Regions from separate parts of the Mus musculus genome. Here all the other regions are linked to region 1. Evidence: chromatin loops called from intact Hi-C (ENCODE). Cell type or tissue: gastrocnemius. All regions are shown on one strand.

Evidence for each region. Peaks named below come from ENCODE experiments on the same cell type or tissue, not always from the same donor. Only the 100,000 strongest peaks of a DNase experiment are listed, where the experiment ranks them.
Region 2: a loop joins it to region 1, with 12 times the contacts of the local background. A loop is called at or near these places in 26 of 42 quality-filtered maps.
Region 3: a loop joins it to region 1, with 5 times the contacts of the local background. A loop is called at or near these places in 15 of 42 quality-filtered maps.
Region 4: it touches region 1 in a loop (2.6-fold over the local background); 6 of 42 quality-filtered maps call a loop at or near these places.
Region 5: a loop joins it to region 1, with 2.1 times the contacts of the local background. A loop is called at or near these places in 3 of 42 quality-filtered maps.

The regions. Positions count from the first base shown.
Region 1 is chr2:93,784,498-93,789,497 of GRCm38, forward strand. The region is part of intron 7 of Ext2 (exostosin glycosyltransferase 2); the gene reads right to left. Among named protein-coding and RNA genes, the nearest start is that of Ext2, 36 kb to the right of the region's middle. In gastrocnemius, CTCF peaks have their summits at 1,957 (motif pointing left) and 3,748; DNase peaks (open chromatin) are centred at 290 and 1,950; H3K27ac peaks cover 494 bases.
Region 2 is chr2:93,473,202-93,478,201 of GRCm38, forward strand. No RefSeq gene overlaps it. Among named protein-coding and RNA genes, the nearest start is that of Cd82, 13 kb to the left of the region's middle. In gastrocnemius, CTCF peaks have their summits at 1,990 (motif pointing right) and 4,557 (motif pointing left); DNase peaks (open chromatin) are centred at 959, 1,271, 1,684, 2,017 and 3 more places.
Region 3 is chr2:93,656,232-93,661,231 of GRCm38, forward strand. All of the region lies in intron 1 of Alx4 (aristaless-like homeobox 4), which reads left to right. Among named protein-coding and RNA genes, the nearest start is that of Alx4, 16 kb to the left of the region's middle. In gastrocnemius, a CTCF peak has its summit at 2,982; DNase peaks (open chromatin) are centred at 2,998 and 3,944.
Region 4 is chr2:93,419,327-93,424,326 of GRCm38, forward strand. Cd82 (CD82 antigen) reads right to left here. Exons shown (of 10, transcript NM_007656.5): 7 at 2,501-2,602; 8 at 1,229-1,429; 9 at 914-997; 10 at 1-616. The coding sequence ends at 539. Mir7001 (microRNA 7001) reads right to left here and starts at 2,681; the gene lies at 2,603-2,681. In gastrocnemius, a CTCF peak has its summit at 2,194 (motif pointing right); a DNase peak (open chromatin) is centred at 2,217.
Region 5 is chr2:93,717,286-93,722,285 of GRCm38, forward strand. All of the region lies in intron 10 of Ext2 (exostosin glycosyltransferase 2), which reads right to left. Gm39883 (a long non-coding RNA gene) reads right to left here and starts at 4,156. Exons shown (of 2, transcript XR_866564.2): 1 at 3,120-4,156; 2 at 1,670-2,311. In gastrocnemius, no CTCF peak of the experiment used is centred here; a DNase peak (open chromatin) is centred at 3,068; H3K27ac peaks cover 2,761 bases.

The DNA of each region.
Region 1 (5,000 bases):
CCATGCACAAAATAAAAATAAGTAAATCTAAACAAACGAACAAAAAAGAAATATAGACCAAACAGAAAACACTGTTAAGACAAAAATGAACCAATATATTTTTTAATTATATATGTTTACCAGATTAAACTTTAATTTAAGGATTGAGGTTCCCACTAATAACAGCTTTGGAGAGATGGTATATTCGTTGATACTGAGACCGGGAATGCAGGCCATGAAAAACAAAACAAAGGCACTGTGTCCTGAAGAACTGCACCATCTGTGCAGACCCCTGCAGGGAAGGAAGCCTACAACACTTCTGGCTCTGGCTGCTCTGCTGAGAGTTCTGACCCATCTCAGACTCAAATAATTGGTGTGACACTGCCCTCCCTTCAAGGTTGGGGCATCAAAACAGCAGTGGCTATGGAAACCAAATCCTGGAATTCAATGCATGGAGATTCTGTATAAATGAGGCAAACTAGAGCACCCTCGAGTTGCTCGCCCACACATGAAGCATGTGGGCACAGGCACAGACGGGCACAGCTCTGTCTGGGTGCTGCACCCTTGGGCTTACTTGCTAAGCAGTGGCCTGTCCATCCCCTACTCAGATGCCACCATCCCCAAGGCTCCCCTGCTGCATACAGATGTGGCATATCTCCTAGGCAACCACAAACTACAGTGAGATGCAACAGAGCAGAGACTCGCTGCTTCGGTTTTCCTGAGTGCTGGCGACCTGAGAGAAGACAAGATGGTCAAGCCCTGCCGCCTCGAAGGCCTCTGGTCAGCTGAGTACAAAGGCGAGTTCAAAGGCGAGGCAGGCTCCTGACTTCCACCTCCTAGTGTTGCTAGGGTTAGAGGTCACCGCTTGTGGAGCCACTGAGCAATAAAACAGTATTGGGAACTCTGCTCGACAGATAAATCAGGGGTCCACTTACACCTTTCCCCCTTCACATAAACATTTCTAAGCAGCCAGTCCAGCGTCTCCCCAGCCTTCGGAGACAGGAGACTGCATGCTTTCTCTGGTGACTCCAGGGAGGCTGGGATATGAAAGTGCCATTTGACTGTAGAGAGACACTTAGCTGCAAACTTCCTCCTGCCTTTAACATAACAAAGCTCATCTTTAAGACCTACTGGGAAGGCTGCCTCCCAGCCAACCTGCCTGGCAACTGCTCCTGAGTCTGTTTGAGCTTAGTGTATTCTAGAACTTGAACACCATCTTCCCAACCAGCTCTGTGGGTAAACTGCACCCCAAGATGACTTTTGCCCTTGTAACTAGGCACAAAGCCTTACTATGGCCCATAACCCCCCCCAAAAAAAACAATTAGGGCTTCAATAAATCAATTAACTAGTTAATTAGCACAGGGTACAATAAAGTTCAAGTGAGAGCCAGCTCCCATCCACTAACTGAAGAGATTGCTTTCAACATCTCTCCTGAAGCCACGCAGGTCACAGCTAGACTTCCCAGTGCTGTGTTGTTCACATTGCTCTCGGGGATTTTTCAGAATTATCTGCCGTGGGGCTTCTCTCTGTTATGGTCTTCTTCATAACAATTGGCTTCCTCATAGCTTTGGCTCAGTTAGGGCAGGAGCTCTGTCCGTAGGTATAGCCGCTCCATAGCCCTCTCCTTTATGCCAACAGTAACGGTTCCGATGATAATGACTATACAACACTCAGATCATAGCCTTTCTTTTATATTTATATTCAGTTAGTTTTAATCCACCTCCCCCTCAGTGAGTGCGTGAATGCATGCGTGTGTGTGTGTGTGTGTGTGTGTGTGTGTGTGTGTGATGGGTGCTGTCCCATGTAGCGCAAATGCCTGCACTGTCACTTGAACAAAATGGTCTCTAGAGAACAGCAGTGAGGACTCTGTCCCTTGAGAAGCAAGCAGTTCCTGGCATTGGGGATTTCTCACAGACTTAAATCCCTGGCAGGAAAATTAGTCACTTAAAAGTAGAGGGAGACCCCTGCTGGCGATAACTGTTCCTGCATCTTGTTAAGCTCTTGCTCTAATTCTCTCAGGATAATGTCAGGCCCTGGTGTCAGTTAATGCTGACCTCTCACCTGGCAGGGAGGTAGGAGGCCCAGTGACTGTTTTCTCCACAAAGCACATGCCTAGATTACAAAGGGACCTGAAGCTGCGCTCCTGCTCCTGGGGAGGAGCCACTGAGATGTATGAGCAGCTTTAACACTGCAGTCAAGGTGACGCTCAACTGACAGGTGTACACAGAAGGCAGCCAAGGTGCCGCTCAACTGACAGGTGTACACAGAAGGCAGTCAAGGTGACGCTCAACTGACAGGTGTACACAGAAGGCAGCCAAGGTGACACTCAACTGACAGGTGTACACAGAAGGCAGCCAAGGTGCCGCTCAACTGACAGGTGTACACAGAAGGCAGCCAAGGTGCCGCTCAACTGACAGGTGTACACAGAAGGCAGCCAAGGTGACACTCAACTGACAGGTGTACACAGAAGGAAGCCAGGGTGACGCTCAACTGACAGGTGTACACAGAAGGCAGCCAAGGTGACACTCAACTGACAGGTGTACACAGAAGGAAGCCAGGGTGACGCTCAACTGACAGGTATACACAGAAGGCGAAGGCAGCGTGTGCAGTTACAGAGCAGTGTACACCTTGGTGAGTCTCCCAAAGACCCAAATGTAAAGGCTTGGTCCTCAGATGGTGGCAGTGGAGAGCACTGTGGCCTTTAAGGGGTGAAGTGCAAGGGGTACTCAGAGAGGGCGTGCCCTGAAAGGATGCTGTGGGGCTCAACACCCCCCCCCCATCTTGCTCTCTCATGACCACTTACCCCATCACATGTCCCTACCATTAACATGGGAGACCAAACCAGTGAGCTGACAGACATTAGACGTGAGCCTCCAAACCTTCTTTCTAAGCTCCAGGACATCTTTATAGTGACATGACACTAATACTCTCCAAACTGAGAGGTGACATATTATCAGTGGAACTAGTGGATCTCAACTAAAGCTGACGTTCTCACTAAGGAGAACTTAGGGCAATGACGAGGGATGCTGGAAGCTTTACCGCTTGCAGGAGGGGCAGGAGGCGCAGGTGCGACTGGTGTGTAGCCAGAGCTCAGTTTTGTCAGCCTTTATATGGAACTGGGAAATTAAGCCAAGCTTGTTACCTGGGACCAGTCCAGCTCAGAAATGGGGTTGGGGGAGGGAGGAGACAAAAGAGGCCACTTGGGGAACACGAGCCCTGAGGAAAGGCAGACAGGCTGATGTTACCCTAGAGCACCTGGGACAGTTGGGGAACAGTCCCAGCTAAATGAACTCTGGGAAGCAGGGGAGGGGTGAGAGAGCAGGCAGAGGAGTCCCAGAGCTGATGTGAGGGGAGGGCCCACCAGCAGAAGTCAGGGCCCTTGTGACTTGAGGTACTCAGAGATGACCTCTTAAATATCAGGGCTGGCTGGGAGGGTACTGCTCCTGCCAGAGACAAGCCTTCCACGGAGTTAAATGGCTGTCTAGAACATGCAGGTGACTCAGCTAAGCCTTCATTCCATAGATGATAAAAGGAAAGCTTAGGCCGCTCCGTGCGGGGATGGTCACACAGTTAGCACGATGGAGCCATGGCTCAGCGCAGTGCTCAAACTCAATAACCAAGGAGCAGCGTGCTTTCTGTGCCCTTCCCCTTCCTTCAGGTCATCTCAGCTGTCCCAGTGATGCCATGCCCACCAGTGACAACCTACTGGAAGCCAGGCTTGTCCCAGGCAGGCAGCTCCCACCCTGATCCTGCCGAGCAACTGCACCACACTGTGGGCTGTCAGGGGGCGCTCTGTTCCAGAACATAAGTGATGCCTCTCAGCATGGGGCTGGCAGGGCAGAGGGGAGACTAGACAGAACGGCTCACCTCCCCAGGCCTAGCTTCTTCCTAACATTCCCATAGAAGAATCTTACGTGAGGTGCAATTTTATTTAGTGGATGATTCTATAATTAACCTAGTAAACGAAGATACCATCAGCTAGGGTGTGGAGGCAATGCTTTCCACCCCAGCACACTGGAGGCAGAAGTGGGTGGATCTCTATGAGGCCAAGGCCAGTCTGGCATAGAGTGAGATTCTATCTAGAAATTAAAAATAAATAATTATTAAAAGAGACAAAAAGAACCAAACACCCAGGTTCTTCAGGGGCAGGTTTTCCCCAGTGCTATGGGTTTACGGTGGAGACCTGACAATCTCCAGACAGATTCTCGGATTCACAAAGCTCCGATGAGATCAACAGCAAGTAGTAACAGGAAGCCCAGAACATCCCAGCAAGCACAAGTGGGCTGTGAGAAGCTACCAGCATCAGGAACCTGCAATCTGTTCTCTACTGGGATGGCACGAAGCTCTTCAGAAGGGCTTTCCAGGGCCCACAGGAAGCAGAGCCTGATCTAAGGGTGCAGGCTGGTATTCCACTCAGGAGACCCAGGCCAATCACTGTGTGAGAAGATACTTAGTGGCACTATCGCTTGAAGCCTGTGTTAAAGGCCTGACCCCTGACTGCAGTATGGGGGCAGGGCTTAAAGCTTTCAGGAAGGGAGGGGGTTGCTCAGGTCCCGGGGATGCACCCTTGAAGGACATCGCGGGGCTCTAGCTCTTTCTCTCCTCTCTTCACGCTGTACGAGAAGTGAAACACTCTGCTCAGCTCTGTACTCCACTGTGACCTGACATCCCTCTACCCAGCAACAAGTCCACCTAGCCATAGGCCAGACTCTGCGGAACTATAAGCCCAATCAAGCCTTTCCTCTTTGTAATGTAATTATCTCCAGTATTTGTCAGAGTGAATGAAAAATTACTAATACAACACCAAAGTACAAAAGGTGGGACCAGGTGCAGCCGTTTTCCTTCTCCTAAATCCCTGGATGCTGTAAAGCAGTGGGAGGCGGGGTACCCCGGAGGGCTGAGCAGAGCAAAGGTGGACAAACAGCAGGGCAGGCTGAGGACACACTTAGGAAGCAGGTAGCTCTCCATCCTCTCATGCCACAGCTGGGGGACTGCCTGACTTCATCCAGATAGCCTGCTCT
Region 2 (5,000 bases), 310 kb before region 1:
TGGTGGTGACTGCTGTGTTCACGGTGATATGGCAATGGGTAATGAATGGTGGTGTGTCTGTGAGAGACTAGGGGCCACCATGTGATGATGGTATTGATGCATAGTGTCAGCTGGTGATGGCGTTGATGGAAATGATGAGGATGGAGGTGATAGATGGAGATGATGCTGATGAGGATGTCAATGGCACATCGGTATGGCAGTGGTAGAGGTGATGATTGTGGTGATGGGGATGATGAGGAAGATGGTGGTGATGGATGATGCTGGCAAGGGTGGTGATGGAGGTGATAATGATCATGGCGGTGAGGGCAATATGTCAGCGGAGGAGATGACAGTGGTGACAGAGATGATGGTGATGGTGGTGGGGAAGGTGATGATGACTGAGAGGATTAGGATGGTGGAGATGCTGGTGGTGATGGAGATGATGGTGATATGGGTGATGGTAGTGATGGAGTGATGGTGATGGTGGTGTGGAAGATCACGGTGATAGGTGGTAGTGGTGGATGTGGTGGTCATGGTGGGGAATAAGATGACTAGGATGGTATGATGGTGGGGATGGTGGTGATTAAGGTGATAGAGATGACTGAGGTCATAGCAATGATGGTGGCTAGGATTCAGTTGCTGGGTGGGACCGGACATTCAGAAGATGGAGGTATGGTGGGTTATTTTGTTTTTGTTTTGGGGTTTTGGTTTTGTTGTTTGTTTATTTGTTTGGTAGCATTGATTTGAGCTCTTCCATTGCTTTTCCAGATCCTTATTTCTTTTGTTTTTCTAGATGACGCTTTATTACTTCCTTCCAGCTGTTCTTGGGTAGGTATGTCCAGACATGTCTCTGTTTACTCACCGCCTGTTTCCCTCATGGGCGCCCTTGCCAGCAAGTCCCTCTTTCTGTTCTCATTTTAGTCAGCCACAGCACCTGCCATGCTGGCCAGGCACCCACCCTCTGGCCCATCATCCCCATCTGCGCTGGAGCTCAGCAGCCATGCGAGAGAACTGACCAAACTCACGGAGCAGGCACTTGGCTCAGTCGGGACCAGTCGCTGCTGTGAATCACCCTCTCGTGGGTAGTGGGTACTCACTCCCAAGGACCAACAGCAAGGGTGTGGGGAATGTTGGCACTTCTAATTGGCGTATGTTGTCTGCTTAAAATATGCTTTTGTCGTAACATTTTCAGACAAGAAGTACCACCACTGTCCTCATCGTGGTGACGAAGTCCCCGGCACTGGCATCTTGAGGAAGACTTCACTTTGGCTCACAGTTTGAGGGCACAGCATGGAGGCGCAGGTGTCAGGCGCTCTCTCGGGGTTGTTGTGTACCCTATACCTGGGGAACCTGTCTGTGGGATTGGTGCCATCCACGGCCAGAGAGGGGCTTCCTTCCTCAGTTAAGCCGTTCTGGAAGCACTCTCATAGTCCTGTCCAGATTACGTTTCTCATCAAGCCGATGAAGAAACGCAAGCGGCAGGTGCTTATGACGTTCTTGGGTCATTTGCCGCCCTCGTCCCTCCTCTCACAGGTTCCTTTTGTCTTTCAAGATAGCCTCCTGTGTTTTGTGGATTTTGTTTGTTTGTTTGTTGTTGTTTTAATTAAGGTGGGATTTCATTATGGAGCCCTGGCTGTCCTGGAACTGGCTGTATAGACCCGGCGGGCCACAAACTCACAGAGATCAGCCTGCCTCTGCCTCTCGAGTGCTGGGATTAAAGGTGTGCACCCCCACGCTCAGCCTGTTTTCAAAGCTTTATTTCACATATGAGAGAAAATCAGTGGTGCTTGCTTTTCTGAATCTGAAATTTGCACAGCGTGATGATCTCTTCAAGGCCAAATATAAACTCCACTGTGTCTCTGAACCAATTCTCTTCAGCCCTTAAGCCTTTGCACTTCATAGTCTATTTATCCCGAAGGGACTGAGGTTAAGGGAGAGGGAGGGAGGAACGGAGGGCGGGCCTAGCATCTTTCCGGCAGCCCACAAAACCATGTTATGCTCATATGCCACCACGAGGTGGCGCCCAAGCCCTTATAAAACACACGCGATCCAGGCTGCAGAGACCGTGCTGGGATTATTGCCAGCTCTGCACCAGAACTTTGCGATAGAGCTGCGGAGGGCTCCACACAGGGGCAGCCAGTCACACAGGGGCTTTTCTGATACCAGCACAGTCCATTCAGGTATCTGAGCCTCAGTTGAGTCTCCATCACTCTGGGACAGGAAGTAGGTGAGCTGCCTGGCTTTAGGCCTGAGAGTCCATGGAGTTTGGTTCAGCTTCTCAGTTCCTAGTCTGTTTTGAGTTGACACCAATTGCTAGGAAAGCCCGGGGCCTTGACAGAGATCCCTGCTTCACAGATTCTGTCTCTCTTGGAGGAAAGGAAAGGAGATGGGAAACTCTTCAAACTTGCATCTAGAAAGTAGAGACCAGGACTGTTGGGCATTCAAGGCAGTGCCAATTCTTAGAGAAGATGCCCTCGGGATATCTCCCCCTCCTTCCTAACCCTCCCACCTCTCTCTCTCAGCCCACCCTCACCTCCAGCTACCCCTAGCCTTGCACCTTGAACTTCTCTAATCCTGCTTCCATCTCTCAAGTGATTAGAGTCTCCCAGGTTTCTGTGGTGCTGGGGATGGAGCCAGGACTTACTGTGTGCATGGCAGGCAAGCACTCTGCTGGTGGAACCCCACCCCAGCACCAAGTCCGGCTTCTCAAGAGGCACCCAGAGCTACAGGGATAAAGGGTATGGGCCCCTGAACCTCTCTCACCTCTGTTCCTGAGCCTTCTTAGCTGTACAACCCAGGAAAGCACCCACACCCCACCCCACCCCCACCCCCAGCTCTATGACACTGCTACAACCTAGGTAAGTCCCCTCAATGTGGAATGGGAAAAGGTCATCTGCAGGATGACCTATAGCCATATCCTCTACTGCCTCCCCCATTGTACATAGGAGCTGGAAATGGAAGTAGATAACGCGAAGTCTGTCCTGGGTGGGGGACAAAGACCCCTGTCTCAGTGAAGCCCTCCTGGATGTGGTCCATAGCCTGTCCAACAGCTGCTGAGCTGGGCTGCTGCTCTGGGTCCTGACCAAATGCAAGTCTTGTTGACCCCAAATCTCTACTGTCCTTATATACCCCAGCCTCCCCTTACACACACACACACACACACACACACACACACACACACACTCCCATCCCTCTGACCTTGGAAGGGATTCCAAGAGGATTCTGTAAGCTTTGTCCATCCCCATCACAGATGGGCAATATGGGTGACAGGAGCCAATGGGCTGGTCCCAGATCCTTAGGCTGTCCGCCCATCTATAGTCAACCTCCACCCAACTCAGAGCCACTCCCTAGTCTCCTGAGAGTGGACCAGATGTCTGTGAAGGGACACTAGCCTGAACCCCAAAGTCACCACTCTCAAACTGTCCTCCCACTGGTAATTAACTCTGGGCCAGGCCTCCGTAGCTCCCAGGACACGCAAGCTGGGACCTCGCCCAATGTCCGGATTCCAGAAGAGAAGTGAAGCCAAGCCCCTGAGGTCATCGCCGCCTGTGCTGGTCAGCACTGCTCCCACACACTCTTCCTAGGTCCTCATCCCTTGGAGAAGGAGCTGGAAGCCTCAGAAGGTCTACATCTGCTGCTGTCAGCTTTCAGCAGTATGGCCTAGAGAAAGCGGCTTCCTCTTTGACCTTCAGACCCCTTTCCCCTGAGACCCCTGACTCTTTATCGAGATAGCATGCATGAGTGCCCAGTGCCTTATGTGTCATCGATAGATTCTGTTGTTCTTTCAAGCGTCCCCAAAGGAAGAAACAGACACTTCTTTTTCTGGAACCCCAGGCTCCTCTATCTGATATCGACTCCCGGGTCTGGCTCCTCTGCTATTCTCGGTGTGATACCATAGTCCCCACCTCTATCTGCCCCGCCCTCCTCAGCCATCCTTCCAGCTCCAGGAGGTGAGTGGTCTTCAGCCAGGATCACTCCTGTGTGCTGCAGTGTCCAGATCAGGGCTGGGCACGGGTGACCTCCACCTCCCGTGCTGGCTCTGGTTGTGCCTTGCTCTTTCTCTGCTGTGTTTCCCTGGCTTAGATTCCTTTTCCTGTTGAGAGGCAATAAGACCTTGTGATAACTGAGAGCCCAATCTATACACTCAGGGTGTCAGCTTTTTAAAGTCTATCCACCAACCCTATAAGGTTGTATGTGGATGGGGACATTGGGGCATGAGGAAACTTAAGTAGGTTTAAGGTCATGCTACTAGCCGGTGGTGAAACCAAAGCAGATATTGGGTGTGGTGGTAGACACCTGTAAGGCACACTTGAGAAACTGAGTCAGGTTTGAGGCCAGTCTGCTCTACACAGCCAGATCCTGACTAACACACGGACAGATACGCACATGGTAAAATCTAAAAGTCCAAAGATAACGAAAGTTCCAGGGATCCATCTTAATAGATCAGTCCTCACTTCCTGGTGGTCAGTGCTACCAGGCTGACCAGGGACCGTCACTCATGTAGGCTGTCGGAACCCAGCACTGAGCCAAGGCTGCCTGGAGCTAGGACAGCTGCTGGGGTTCTGCCACCTGGCGGTCACATTGGGAATTGCACCACTCCAGCTTGGTCACTTCTTTTTGTTTGTTTTGTTTTGTGGTTGCACCACCAGGCCTGACCTCAGAAAATTAAGATTTAACTACACCATTGAGGCACCAGACTCCCTGACAACCCATCCACAAGAATGCAGGCAATCACGCCTCACGTTCCATCGCTCCATCCTCTGCACGTCTCCAGCCCAGACACCTGCCCAGTTCTCTTGAGCATCTGGAACATCTGCTGAGGGTTGAGACACAGTTCTGTTCTACCTATAGGCTTTCTGGCCTAGGTTGACCCTGTTCACCTGGGCTGGGACTGCTCCCTTCACCCCATTGGCAACTCCTCCTCTCTCCTTACTGACCACAGCCCAGGAGCTCTGGACTTCCTCTGTGTCTCACATGAACCAGGTTGGTGGCAGCCCCAGGGCCCTTGCACTGCCTGGAGT
Region 3 (5,000 bases), 130 kb before region 1:
TTTCTGGTGCCGAGGGTTATGATCCATGCTTTCTGCCTCCTTTCCATTTCCCAACCTTCTGGGATGTAGATTGCTTAGCCTCACCCCACAAGCAAGGGAAGGAAGGCACACAACTGTTGCTTCCCCAAAGATGCCCTTGGAGGCTGAGTGGAGGAATGGCCTGGGAGCAAGGCGGAGTAGAGGGATGGATAGTCTGGGAGCATCTTTCTCTCCTCTGCCATTTTTCAGGTGAGGATAGTCAATATCCCTAGTATGATGAGGCTAGGCTTGCTAGACAGAGCTTCAAGCTGGCCTCTTCAGTGAATGGCAGCTTCAGCATCCCTACCACATAGACCAAGGCTGCCCCGGCCATCCTTTCTGTCACCTAGGTCAGGTGACTTGCCCTTCTCATTCTCCCAGCCTGTACCTCCCATCAGCCTTCCTTCTTGAGATGAATATTTGATATTTTCCATTCCCACCATCTGGAATTTTGCCGGCTTGTTAAAGTACCCCAGAAATGCTAGGTGAGTGAGTGGGTGGGGGAAGGAACAAAGAATGGAGAATTAGGGATGAACCTGGGCCTGTCCTACCCCAGACCCCTCTCATTCCTTCATGTTGCACAGGATTTAAGCTGCTCCATCTAGCCACAGTATTCCAGAGGGAGCTGTGGATCAGGGATACAGGCTTTCTTTTGTTGTGAGAGTAAACACAGGATCTGGGTTATCAAGTTACTAGTATTTGGGGACATACTCAAAGCCACACAGTTTATGGGAATCAAAAGAAGCAGTGAGAAGACCAACCACAGGGCTAGAAGCAGAAAGACACGAGTTCAAGTCCCACCTTTCACTGTACTCTGCCACACAAAGTGGCACACAGAACTTGGATTTTAAGGCCTGGGCTAGGCCCTCATTGGCCGAAGCTAGGACATCGCCAGTCTCTTCAGATAAGCGGCTAATAGGCTAGTTTGAGTCCTGGTTGGATTTTTAGTTCTAAGTTCAAATATCTCCTTGATCTTTTCAACCTGAAGCAGCCAGCCCTTCTTTTTGTGGACACAAAGCAATGTTCACTTAGCTGGAATCTCCTGTGACAACTAGATGGCACTTGTTACCTGTCTGTGCCTTCTATCAGGCTATGGGCCTGTATATGTATGTGTGCACAAATACGATGTGTGGAAGTTGCTTTTCTCTCCTTTCACTGTACAGGACCAGAGAATTGAACTTGGGTCATTAGACCTGGCAGCAAGCACCTGTACCTACGGTGACATCTTTCTAGCCCAGAAAATGGAAACTCTGATTGATCCAGAGTCTTTTTAAACTCTCAGCTGCAACAGAAGCCTGTCCTTTGCCCACAGACTTTGCTACAGGCCTAAATGTCACTGCTGAAGGAAAGGAAGGTTTTATGTGTGGCCCCTGAAGGGCTGGGAGAGATGGATTCACAAAGAGCTGCACGAGGTTTGCTCTGGAGCTGGCCATCTGCGGGGGACATGGGGACAGGACATTGGAGGCTGAGGATGCTATGTCGGGGGAGGGGGCTCTCCAGCCCAGGCCCCGTGCTAAGCAGTATAGAATGTGATCTGTAGTGGGATCCTGGATAAGGCCAGCTTCCTACTGGTCCTTATATATAATTTCTCTATAAAAACATTCCATTTTGCTAAGGGTTCAGACTTAGGGAAAAGCTACTAAATGTGGTGGGAAAGCCCAGATGCCTCTCTGCTGATTCCCCACACATGGCAGCTTTGCCACGCCAGCTAAGTCGTCCTCCATCGTCTAGGTCTTATATAAATCAGTAGGCAAGTGCTGATTGGCTGGCAGGTACACAGGGTATGTTGTTATTTTTCCATGAGCTGATTAAGCTGCCTGTCTGCCTCTTTACTTCTAAGTACTTTGATGTGCAGTTATGAAAGAAGTCACAGGCCTATTCTTGAAGTCCCTGAAGTTGGTGACACTGGTCTCACGCACAGGGCAGCCTACTCAGTGCCAGCACGGAGGTGGGCGTGATGGGTCCTTCATGAGGCAGCCGAGAGGGGCTGGCCTCCTGCACTTCCCATTCTGTTTCCTGTCTTCCTGGGCCTGGTCCCTGAATGTCTGGTCCTGTCCCACCGGGCATCTGTTCCACTAAGACACCTGCCCAGCAGGATGCAGTGGAAGCATCACAGGTCAGGCCACTTTTTAAACAAGCCATTGCCCTCTCTGTCTCAGTTTCTGAAGTTGTGGAGTGGGGTGTTTTTACTTGGTGTCTATAAAGAGGGTGTCACCATAGCAGGTCCCAAAGACCATGTAGACTACAAAGCATATTCCCTGTTCTCCACAATGCTCTGCGTTACTTCCTCTTCCTTCTTTGACTCCGAGATCCCACTCTTCTAAACCAGGAAAGAGCCTCCCCCATGAGAAGAGCCCGGAGAATATCCACATCAGGTGGGACTGTGGCTCCTGCCTCTATTAAGCATCCCCAGAAGGATCTCACAGGCCAGGGGCGACAGTTCCAAGCCGTAAGGCAATCCACCATCAAGACAAGGCAGTGTACTGAACTGTTCTGTCATAAGACAGTCATTTACAAGTGAGTCTGATATTTCCTGCGTACCTACTGTGTGGCAATATAGCCAGAACCCAAGGGATACTTAGGGTCCTGCAGAGAGGAAGACAACGTCCAGGGAAAAGCAAAAATAAAAGTCCAGACCTCAGGCCTTTCATTCAGATGCTGTTGATATTAAACAGGTTTCTGTCTGGTGCCTCGTTTTGCCCCTTGGGGTGTTTTGAGACTGGTGTATTGAACTATAAGATAGAGGCAAGCATTCTTCCAGAAGGTACTGAGACCTGCCTTGTCCATCCCTGTGCCCTTCCCAGATATGGCATCGTAGCAGGTACACAGTAGGGCTGAATACCTGCTGAACTGATAGATCCTACCAGGAACTTCTTCAAATCACTTTAAGGGGTGCCCCGCTCCCCTCTGCTTTGCCTCAGGCCCAGAAATACTTTATTGGAACTACAGTGCCTCTTAGTGGTAAGTGTGTGAAACTGCAGCCTTGCTCTTGGCCTTTGGGAGTTGGACCTACAATCGTGACACAGAACCAGCACTGAGGGTGAGCAGCTGCCTGGGACCTCTCCCAGGTGTTGGTTGCCCACAGGACTGGTCCCTCCATGTGCCTTTTGTACTTCTAGTGTCATGGGTTCACTGAGAGTTGTAGATCTGAGGAAACATCAGTTGTTAGCCCAGAAGTTTGTTTAGGGCCACCCTTGGTACTTCATACCTGCTTTATGGCTGGTTTCTTTGAGGTCCTTCTCAAAAGGTCTCTTCTACCTCCACGAGGCAACGAGACCCCACAGGCAGTGTGTGCTGAGATAGGGAGTCCAGCCATAGAGAACCCAGAATAAGGTAAGGACAGAAATCCACAGAAATCTCACACACACACACACACACACACACACACACACACACACGCGAGAGAGAGAGAGAGAGAGAGAGAGAGAGAGAGAGAGCGCACTGGTACACAGTCACATGGAAAGCAGAGGTTGTTAATCAAGGGAGTGTAATCTTTAGTTATTCTCCTCCACCGTATTTCTTGAGAGACAATATCTCTCACTGAACTTGGAGATCACTCATTGGCTAGGCTGTCTGGCCAGCAAACCTCAGAGCTCCTCCTGCCTCCACCTTCCCAGAGCTGAGATCAGAGGCCTGTGCCACAGTGCCTGGCTCCTTGCGTGAGTGCTGGGGACTGGACTCAGGGTGCTCTCATATTAAATACGTTCACTGCTGGTATGCACAGTTCCAAGGGGTATCCCACCCTGTGTGAAGCATCTGGATGAGGCCTCTGGGAGCTGGAGGGAGCCTCTGCCGTGGGGTGTGGCATGATGGGTGCCTGTGTCTTAGACACCTCTGGCTGTACTCAAGGACAGAAGCCTACAGACCAAGTCTTATGAGGAAATCTGGACTGGGCTTGAGCATTGGCAGTCAGCCAGCAGTCATAGAGGCCTTGGCTTGGAGCCCATTAGAGCCCAGTTGGAAGGTCAGCATCACCCTACCATGACAGTGCCATCCCCACCACGATGGGAGCTTTTCTCTGAAGCTGTCCTCTCCCATCCCACTCCGTCCAGGCCTCTCATTTCCCATAACCCCACAGCACAGTGTCAGCTCCCTGTCCACACAGGTTTCCCTGGGATTTCCAGTCTCTGATTCAGATCACAGCTTATCCCAAAGAACAAATATTTCAACCCAGCCAGGACAAAACGGGCCAACAACAGGAGAAAGTTAGCCCACATCCTCTCATTTCTGCTTCTGGAAAGTTCCCAGCCTTTTCCAAAGACAATCACCCCATGCTTATTTTCAACCCAAAACTTCATAGAAAGGCATGTCTTGCCATTTGCCAAAGCCCTGTTCTATAATGGGGTTCGTTCATTCATTCATCAGGTGTTTACTGAGTGATTAATATGTTCCTAGTGCAATACTAAATGATGGACAGAAGAAAGACCCCTGCTTTCTAATGGGGAGGGGACAATAGGAATAAAGGGAGATAATCCAGCAGCTAAACGCACAATAATTCATGTTAAATCCTAGCAAAGATGCTACACAGGATATGCGTATGGGAAGAATACCCTTTATGCTGACTGTTTTGATTAACCTCCAGTAGACGAGGGCCTGATGAACTTGGTCTCTCATTCACTCCTTAGGTCCATTGCTATTTGCTTCTCTAGGATAAGACCCTGGAAGTGGGACTTTGGGATGAAGGTCTTCGAACGTTGTATGGTGTTCAATCCCATTTTATATTTTCTCTTTAATTAGATTTTTTCACACCATAAAATAACATCGTGTGAAATGAAGTTCGGTGTAAATTTGTAAAGTCTTTAATGCGTTCCCATACAGATTTATATACCCATTGACCCCATCACAAAGGTGAAATCATATAGTTCGAGAACAGCCTCATATCAATGAGATCTCTTTGTGGACAAACCTTCTCCCCTAGCCCCACTGGCCCTTGGTAGCCAACCATCTGCCCTCTGCGCCTCCATTCTTATCTTTCCCAAGTG
Region 4 (5,000 bases), 370 kb before region 1:
CCAGAGGCTACCTGGGCCAGTCCCCCAGGAGGCCCCTCAGTTCAGTTCCCTGCTGAACTGAGCTTGGGGAGGGGGGAGTGCTCCAAGTGTGTGGAAGAATTGCCTACCCTGTCTCCCACAGAAACATGGAAAACCTATGAAGAAAGTGTGACAGTGGGGAAAACCCCACCAACCTTTCCTGTGGCCTTTCCCTGGGCAGCTACGGGTGCTACACCCACCCTCCCTGGTTTTTAATACAATACAATATGACTTCAGGGTGGAGACACAGCTATCCTGTGTACAGTAATACTGGGAGCCATTTCGAGCTGTTAAAATATCCCAGGCAGTAGGAAGAAAGGCCACAGGATAGCCAGGGCCCCATATTGGTGGCAGAAGGACAGGGAGAAGGGCCCAGGCCCAGAAAGTTCCCAATGCAACCTTTCCAGGATGGGCCAGAGGCCTCAGTGGTGGATGGAGCAGGGCCCATGTGAGAAAAAGCTAGAGAGGCCCCATGGGAGGCTGAGGGTGGAGAAATAGGACGGTGGGGACATCAGCAACCTCAGTACTTGGGGACCTTGCTGTAGTCTTCAGAATGAATGTACCGGCACAAACATATGGACAGGAACAACCCCAGCAGCTGTGAAGGACAGAGCAAAGTCAGGAAGGCCCGCCCGGGTCCCAGGACCCTGCCCTGCAGCTCCATACTGGGTCCCAGTCACAACCACCCTGAGGCAGACAGGCAGGCTGCTGAAGGAGGCCCAGAGAGGGACAGTACCCAATCTGACGTCACACAGCCAGATGGGCTGGGGTCAGGGCAGCTCTAGAAGCACATGGACCACTCAGTTCACAGGAAGCAGCAATGCAAGGGCGCGGGGGCGGGGGAGGTATTCGAGACAGAACCCAGGGCACGGCTGCATGGGAGAGAGGGACAGACCTCAATGACAGCAACACCAGCACACACGCCCAGAAGGATGCCGAAGTTCTCCTGAAGCCACGCCTGCGCCTTCTCCATGCAGCCCTGTGGAAAGACTCATGTCAGCCTCTGCACACAGCTGCAGCAGGCCTGCCCAGGACCGGCTCGTGAGCAGGCCCCTCATGGCACCTGTAGACTATGGTGTGAGCAGATGGGGAGGAGGGGACTAACAAGGGAAGGAGGCTGAGTGACGGCCCCGGGCACCTCCAGGAGCTGGGACACCTGTCCCTCTCAGAGTGGCAGAGCCCAGCCCCTGACTGCCAGCTCCACACATACCTCAGTGTTCACAGGCCAATCCTCAGGGTTGTTTTCGCTCACAGTGCTGTTATCAGCCTCACAGAATCCTTTCTTCACAATGAGCTGGTTGTCCTCTTCCTTGATCTTCTCGCAGGAGCATGGGTAAGTGGTCTTGGTAAAGCCCATGAGCTCCTCGTTCTCTGTCCAGTTGTAGTGGCTGACCCAGCCACAGCACTTGACCTGCGCAGTGGCGACACGACAGGTTGCTTGATCGGCCACTCAGCCCATCCTAAGCAGCCCATCTCCAGGTGGAAACTCAGACTGGCCACTTCTGTGCCTCCTGGGGTGGTAGCTGTGTCCCGCTCCCGGGGTGCTGGAGATGCATAGCACCCAAGGGCTGAACTTCAGTGCTGTGTATCAGAAGAGACTTCAAGAGGGACTTCAAGAGGCCTCCAAGAAACAGTACAAACTACCAACACAGTGGAGAGCCAGAATCAGAAGCCGTTAGCATATGCATAGAGCGGAGGAGGCGAGTTCAAGTGAAACACCAGTCAGCACAAGTGGAATGTGTGCAAGGCTGTCAGTCAGGTGGCAAAGGTTGAACATGGGGCTCTCGGGTCATGGGTTCAAACCCCAGTTCTGCCATTTCAAGCTGATCTGAGCTTTCCACAAATGAAGACTAGGAACTAAGGTCCCTAATTGAGTGAGGGGTGAGGCAGACAATGTGCCACATGCTTCCAGAGAGCCCAGTGACAGACCAGTCAAGTCCAAGGCTACCTGCCAGTGTTAAACACAGGCACCTGAGATCTGGGGCAGAGCTTCCTGGTCACTAACGTGAGAAAAGAGACAAGATCAATTCCATTGTTTCCAAAGACAAAATGCTCTATCCAGAGGGCAAGGCTTTCTGGGATGGAAGCTAACACTGTTCTCCGTGGATTCCTTGGAAATCAAATCCCAGGTGGGAGGGAGGATAAGCCATCTCCTGTGCCCAAGCTCTCATCTGCAACAGCCAGAAGGGGGCGCTCCAAGCGAGTGAAGGGAAGCTGAGCTCTAGGCTATTCCCCAGCGGGCAAGAGCTCTGACAGAAAGGCAGAAGGGTAGGTACCACCAGCTCTGCCCCCAGTGAGCGGACAGGCAGGCCTCACTTGTTCTGTGACACCAGGAAGGGACAACCTTTCCAGGGTCAACAAAGAAGAGGCAGCGCTGTGAGCCCAGGAGCCGTCTCCAAGACTGTGCTTAGGGGCCAAGAGCACTTGTGTCCTTTCTCCAAGAGTAACACACCACGTCACTGTCACTCAGACTCATCCTCACCTGCGCCTGCACGTAGTCCCAGGCCTCCTCGCGGCTACTGGTGGCATTGGCAGTGTAGTTGCGAATGATGTCCATCACTGTGTTCCCCATCTCCTTCTTCAGCTGCAGAGGGAGTGTGAGCGTCAGGGCTGGACTTGAACCTGGGCCTCTGGGATGCTCACGCTCACACCCTGCCTCCTCCACCACAGCAATCCCAGGACACGCTCATGGCTGCAGAACATCCACTGTCCTGGTGATCCCTAGTGCCCATTTGCTCAGCGCCAACCCTGTCAGCCATGGCCTACCCTTCGGCAGGCATTTTTCCCTTTTGACACTGAAAGGCCTCCCGTGGCCTCCCACAACTTTCCAGAGACATATCAATGCCCTTCAATGTCCTCTCAGAATTTACAAAGTCCCACGCCGTTTGCCCAGGCCTCCCCAGCCCTGGTTCCCTGGTTCCCTGCTCTTCTGTGCTGTGCTCCATTACACAAGGCCTCGTGCTGCCTCTGTGCTGCCCCTGCTGCTCAGAATGCTGTCCCCCGATGTGAACATGGCAAGCTCCCCTAGCAAACTGCATCTCCTCAGACAGGCTCTACAGAACAGTGTTTTTCCTACCCCTCTGCCGCCTTTCCCTGGCCATCCTTGTCCAGGGCTAAATGATGGTGTCACAGCTCATCCTCTATTTGGGCTTAGGGCAACTTTTCCCAGCTGGGGTGTGGGTGTCGGCTGGGGGCAGCTAGGTGTGGGTACAGAAAATAAACCCACTTGCCCCATGGTTAGTCGTCACAGGGGCTGGGGGACAGTGAAAGTAAGAGGCACAGCATGTTCAATTTCTTACTTTTGTGGAATTGTCTGCAGTCTCTCAGGAAAGCCCTGAGACTGCAGGCAAGCAGCCCAGGAACCCCAACCAGAAGACCTCCTAAGCCTCAGCCAGAGCCTCAGCCATGTGACCAAGCTGGCCTTCCCTACAGCCAGTGGCACCACATGAGGCTGAGGTCCTCACAACTGCTAGAGGGGGCAGGGTGAAGATCTGTGGGGCCCCTCCATGGCTGCCCTCCCTGGGACTTCACAGTCCATATCCCGACTAGTAGTAGTAGTCCCCACCAGCTAGGGAATCCTAAATCCTGTGCTATCTGAGGGCTTCAGAGAAAAGAGGCCATGGCCTCCTAGCTTCTCACCAACAGCCAGCTGTGAGGAGGGGAAAGATCTGCAGCTAGCTCCAGAACGAGGTGAAACCCACAAAGGTGGGAATGTGGCCTCCAAGGCACTTAGTTCCTGCTGACCTCCCTCTAACACACAGCCCAGACAAGCAGGCTGCCATCTCCTGCTTACCCATGAGAGAATCAGAAAGATCACTGTGTACAGGAAGGCCACATACTTGCCTCTCTTCCCGACATAACCATGTTCTCCAGGTTCAGGATGCTCTTCCCCAGCCTCCCAAGGGAGCCTTGAGTGGCACCCAGGATGCCTACCTCCTCCAGCTGGGCCAACAATCTGGGCTCCTAACTACTGGCCTGCTCGGCCTGGGGAAACAGCCCAGACCTCTCAGGCCTGGGTAAAGCTCCTAGCATCGTTCAAGAATCCTCATGCACTATGCCCCTTCTTAGAATTGGGAACAAAACACCCATGAAAGTAGTTACAGAGAAAAAGTTTGGAGCTGTGACGAAAGGATGGACCATCTAGAGACTGCCATATCCAGGGATCCACCCCATAATCAGCTTCCAAACGCTGACACCATTGCATACACTAGCACGATTTTGCTGAAAGGACCCAGATATAGCTGACTCTTGTGAGACTATGCCAGTGCCTGGCAAACACAGAAGTGGATGCTCACAGTCAGCTAATGGATGGATCACAGGGCTCCCAATGGAGGAGCTAGAGAAAGTACCCAAGGAGCTAAAGGGATCTGCAACCCTATAGGTGGAACAACATTATGAACTAACCAGTACCCTGGAGCTCTGGACTCCAGCTTCATATGTATCAAAAGATGGCCTAGTCGGCCATCACTGGAAAGAGAGGCCCAGTGGACACACAAACTTTATATGCCCCAGTACAGGGGAACGCCAGGGCCAAAAAAATGGGAATGGGTGGGTAGGGAAGTGGGGGGAGGGTATGGGGGACTTTTGGGATAGCATTGGAAATGTAATTGAGGAAAATATGTAATAAAAAATATTTTAAAAAAAAGAATCCTCATAGGCTAGGGTGTGGCTCAGTTGGTACAGAACTTCCCCAGGTCAACTTGGGGTCAGTCTCTAGCACTGCATACACTAGGCATGGTGGCACACACCTGCAATCCAGTACCTCTCAACTCAGCAGGTGGAGGAGGGTGAAAAGTTCAATGTCATCTTTGACTATCTAGGCATCACGAGACCCTGACTGAAAAACAAACCCAAAACACCCAAGCCAACAAAAACCAAGAAAAGATAAAGCAAAGAAAAGAAATCGTAGAATTCTACAGCTTCCAGATCTTTCCAATCTACAGCTCAGCAGTGGCTGACTTTCACAGAAAGCCCCTACCGAG
Region 5 (5,000 bases), 67 kb before region 1:
GACACCTTGGACAGGGAGACCTGCAGTACAAGCATGGGCCTTCCTCCCTGGGACAGGGAGAGCCCTCCAATGATGCTTCATTTATGTATTTATGTAAACACATTCTGAACTTGCTTTCATCTGATCAGTGGGAAGACAGTGCCACTTCACTATAACTCCCACCTGGGTGCTTTTTCACTGTTCAGCATATATTTTCCATTTCCTTCCCTTAATATTTTATATTTTTGTTTGACTTTTTCTCCAGTGGGGCCTGGGTGATTCAGAAGGGCTTGGCGAGGTCAGGCCACACCACAGTGTCTCTCAGCACCTCCTCGGCTTCTGGTTTGTCTCTGGATGTTCTTTCAGCAGTGCCCACAGACCCTGGCAGCACAAGCGAGTGAGTGACTTTCCCTCCTGTCTCATGCAGGTGTAAATCAATGCAAGCTGGACAGGGTGAACAGGTCTGATCCTGCGTCTGACCACTGTCATCCCATGTCTGCCTGGGGAAGTGAGGTCCCTCATGGGTACCATTGGGCCATTCTGTCTGCTGAAGACAAGAGTATGGTGAGAGCAACTCTAAGAAAAGTAACAATCAGAGGTGACAGACATATTCAAACAGGCAGACAGATGTCCTTTACAATACGGGTGTTGATGCCATGTCCAAACTCAGGAAAAGGAGCCACGTGGGCTGTTTCAATGGTCTACCACCAACAAGGTGATAACTGGAGACAGTTCTCAATCCAGCCAGGCACCACTGGCCAGACCCAAAAAAGCTCCGGAATCTGAGGTAGCCAAGAGCCAAGGCCTGGAAACCTGAGATGCTGATCCTGACCAAAGCTGTGATGTCTCCAGTACCCAGACTATTCAACCACTGTGGTGCATGCCTTGTGTGAGTTCCTTGGGGAGACAGGAAAAAAAAAAGTCTACTTACCTGAGTGTTCTAGCTCAACTATTTGGCTGACAGACCAAAGAAACCTCTGTCCAGGCCGTCTTGGGGAGGTGATGGGGTTACTTACTAGAGCACAGACAACTAACAGCTGTGGTGCTGAAAAGCCCCACCCACCCAGTCAACCTCCCACCTCCTGCATACTCCTCTAGTACCTACCTAAGGTCATGGCAGCTAGGACTGGGAGTAGCGACCTCAATCTCAGGGGAGCATCTTGTGACTCCCCACTCCTCCATAAGGAGTGTTAGCAGCCTCATGACTTCCACAGACTGCTAGCAGCTTCATTGTTCTGTCTAACTTGTTTAACTCACTGCTATGAGCATGGGACAGGGTATCCGTGGGTCACCACAGCCACTCCGTTTTCTGATGGTGACTGTCACTTTCAGCTGACAAGAAATGACCTCTACTTCAATTCCTTCATGGATCCCTCCGTTTGTCTGGGCTATATAAAAGCTGAATTTTACCCTGGGTAACTCAAAGGCTGAGCCTGCCCACAGCCCCCAGTAGGATATACCATAAAGAAAAGTCTTTTTATAGTGTCTCCTGGATCTCCAACAAGCTTGGCTGGACATGACTCCAGACTAAGTTTGGGATTCCTAGGAAGGTAAGCAGTTACTTCCAAATCAGGAGGCAGCAGACCACACAAGACTCACTTGGCACTCCTTTGCTCCCAGACCTTCTTGGACAGCTCAAAGCTCTGGGTAGATGAGCGCCAGTATAGGGAGATCAAATTTATCTTTTGCATTTTTGCTTCACTTTTGAAGGTCCTGACAATGGAATCTAATTTTCAGCGGGCTGTTTCCTTCTGTAGCCATTATAGTGAGAGGAGAGAAACCAACTACTCAGAACTGCAGATTGTATCCTCTGTCCTTTTGTCTCTGGGTGCACATAGAGCTGGATGTAGTTTACTAATTTTGTTTAAATATAAATGTCATTGTCATAGCACCTCTGATGAATTCAATTAGTCAACTCCCCCATCATTCATTAAACCCACGCTCTGGGCCAGTGGGCCTGCTCTCCTGGGCTCTCCGATCATTCCAACACTCAGCCTCCAGACTTTCACCACCTGGGTCTCACTTGTTTTCCTGTCTCCAGTCTCTGTCACCACAAATTTATCCCGGGATCAACTTCTTTTAACACACACCTCCCAGGAGATGCTTCAATTAGCCTCAGAGTCTGTCCATCCCTCCCTCCCTCTGCTGACCCTCTAACTGCCTAGCTACCTAATGTCCACTGTTAACAAAGCTGCTTAGCCCACCCCAAGGCCCACACTCACTCTCACTTTGGAGCCTTCCTCTAGATGACTCCTACATCAGGAAGACGAGTGGGGAAGGAGCTATGAGAAAAGGACGGGACAAGCCATGACGGTTTGCTGTCTTCCATGACCTTTTGAAAATATATAGTTACCGTTACCTTGGGCAGCTATGAAAAAACTAATGCAAATAAGTTCTCACAATTTATTAGCATCGAGAGGGTTGAGCAGCCTCTGCCACCTATGGACGCTGAGCATCGGCAGCCGTGCCTGACAGCACATAGCCGCTCTGTTCCTTCCTGCTCCCGCATGAAGCCCTAACTCTATATTTACAGCCAACATCATCAGCCAAGAGCATTTCACCTCTCAGGTGAGAAATGTCTGACACTTAAGTGCCACTAATAATTTTTTATGGTTGGAAATGTGGATCAAAGTATGAAAGGAAAAATAAATCCACAGGTCTGTACACTCAGCCAAGTCTCCACGGCTCATTTTCAACCACATGTTTTAAACTGTCTCTTAGAGACGGTTGGGGTGGGGGGAATACGTTGCTTTTTGTCTCCATGCTTTTTAGTGTCTGAAATAAAAGCAGACGGGGCATGGGGGAAAAATATCAAACATCCAAGTAACATTATACACTGCTACTGTTCCCTGAGGAGTCACTCGCAAATGAGTATCAAGAACTGAATTGATACTTTCCCAGTGAAATACATAAACAGATAAATAAATTATCCCAGGCTGAAAAGAATCTCCCATCTGGTAGCTCACTAGAGCTTGTCAAACAAGTCAGAAACACGCAGGGCCAGAGATGATCATTCCTAGCTCCTGGCTGCAGGGCTGGAGAGGGATGGGAAAGTTTCCCAGGGTCCTTTGCCTTCCAAGAGGGAGAGTGACCCACTGAGACAGGCAAACAGCCCATGCGTCTTCCAAGGAAATGATTACCTCTAGCACTGGATCCAAATGTCTGTGCACTCAGGTCACAGGGCTGCAAGGAGAACTGGCCCAGCCTCATGCTCCAGACCTTAGTCCTCTATACCACAGTGTGATGTAGTCTGTCTTAAAGGCGTAAACCTGACCTCTCTGTAGCTCTCCAGGCCGTTGGCAGCAAAGCATGGAGGAACAGGGTGGTCTCTAAGGTCCCTTCACATTCTCAGTATGTTTCTTCTGAGCACAACTAGAAAAGATAACATATGACATACAGAGATCTGAGCCTGTCACCTGATCAGCTATGAGGCCAGGCTTGGTGATACCTGGTGTGAGCAGCCTCGTCTGTATTTTGTATTACCTAGTCCTGCTAAGTTTCAGTAAAGGCCAGGCTGAGCACCACAGGGCTCTACAAACTTCCTCATGGAAACAAACTGCAGAGTTCACACTGAGTTTCCAAGCTAATAATCCAGGGAGGCTGCGTCCATCACTCACCTCCTGTGAATCTTTCTTGTGTCTTTGGGAAGTGTGTGTTCTATGAGCTGGCCTGGAGTCTCTGCCCTACAACCCATAAGCATGGTGTGAAGGTTCCTTCACAGTGGTCTATGTCAATCAAGTCTTCCTGCTCTTTGGTGTAAATTGCCTTAGCGTGCCCAGTCACTTGGGAAAACAGTACAACTCTGGGGCCTAGGCCTGCATGCAACACCTGAGCACTGTCAGAAATGTGAACAAAGCAGGCCCTGGGTGACCTTAGTCTGTTGTCTCTAATAACATAACCTGGGCACCCTTCCCTCAACATCTAGTTAATGTGTTGCTGATCTGTGTGTCACATGGTTGTTCCAGATGTTACTCTTTACACACACACACACACACACACACACACACACACACACACACACACTCACTCACACACAGATATACACCATGAAAAAAAACTTCAGAATACACCTGACATAGTGATCAAAGAGAAATTTCAGAGGAAATACATACATATATACACACATATATATGTATATATACACATACACACATAATATCAATATTAAAAGCAATGATCTATGCTATAAAGTAAAAAAAAAAAAAAATGGGAAAAAAAACCCCAGTGTTTCAAATTTACTAATGCAGAGTGGTGATTAGAGCAAAAGAAAACGTAAGAAAGCCCAAAAAAACCAAGCGAAATCTCTGAACCGCGACAGCAGATCTAAGCTGACCCGAGCATACCTGCAATCCAGCAGTCAGGAGGCAGAGGCTGCAGGATCATGAGCCTGAGGACAACTAAGGCTACAGCTCAAGACCCTGTGGGAAGAGAAGAGAGATGTCGAAGAGAAAAGAAAAGAAATGACCCATATCAAGAATAAAAGGGATGCATTATCCCATATTCTAGAAGCTACTGTACATTTACATAATCTATCAAAACAGAGACCAGACAGCTGAGCAAGTCTGACTGGTACTGGACGCATCAGGGAAAGGGAAAGCAAGACCACCAGTGAGGCCCTGCTTGGGGATGAAGTGAGCGAGGCAAGAGGGGAGGAAGAGCCATCATCGCCAATGACGCCTGTCCCAAGCTACAGAAGCAGAGTTCAGCATCTGAATGCGCCTTCCCCTCTCTGTGTGCTTGTGCAGATGAACACATTTTTCGCATGTTGTTTTCTGAGAATCACTTGAACACAGGAATACTGCTATGATGCATTGAGCTTGTGTAATTGATATGAATATAAACTGTAGAAGTCTTCAGCTCCTGCTGCGGCCTGCAGGGCCTCCAGTCAGCTTTTATTTCCTCAGATACTTTTACTCATTTTTCTCCCACTGAAACTCCAGTGAACTGCACTGTTAAATACTTTGTGAGTATCCCACAGGTCTATCAGCCCCCAGAGCACTACTCTTCTTTTGTTTGTTTTT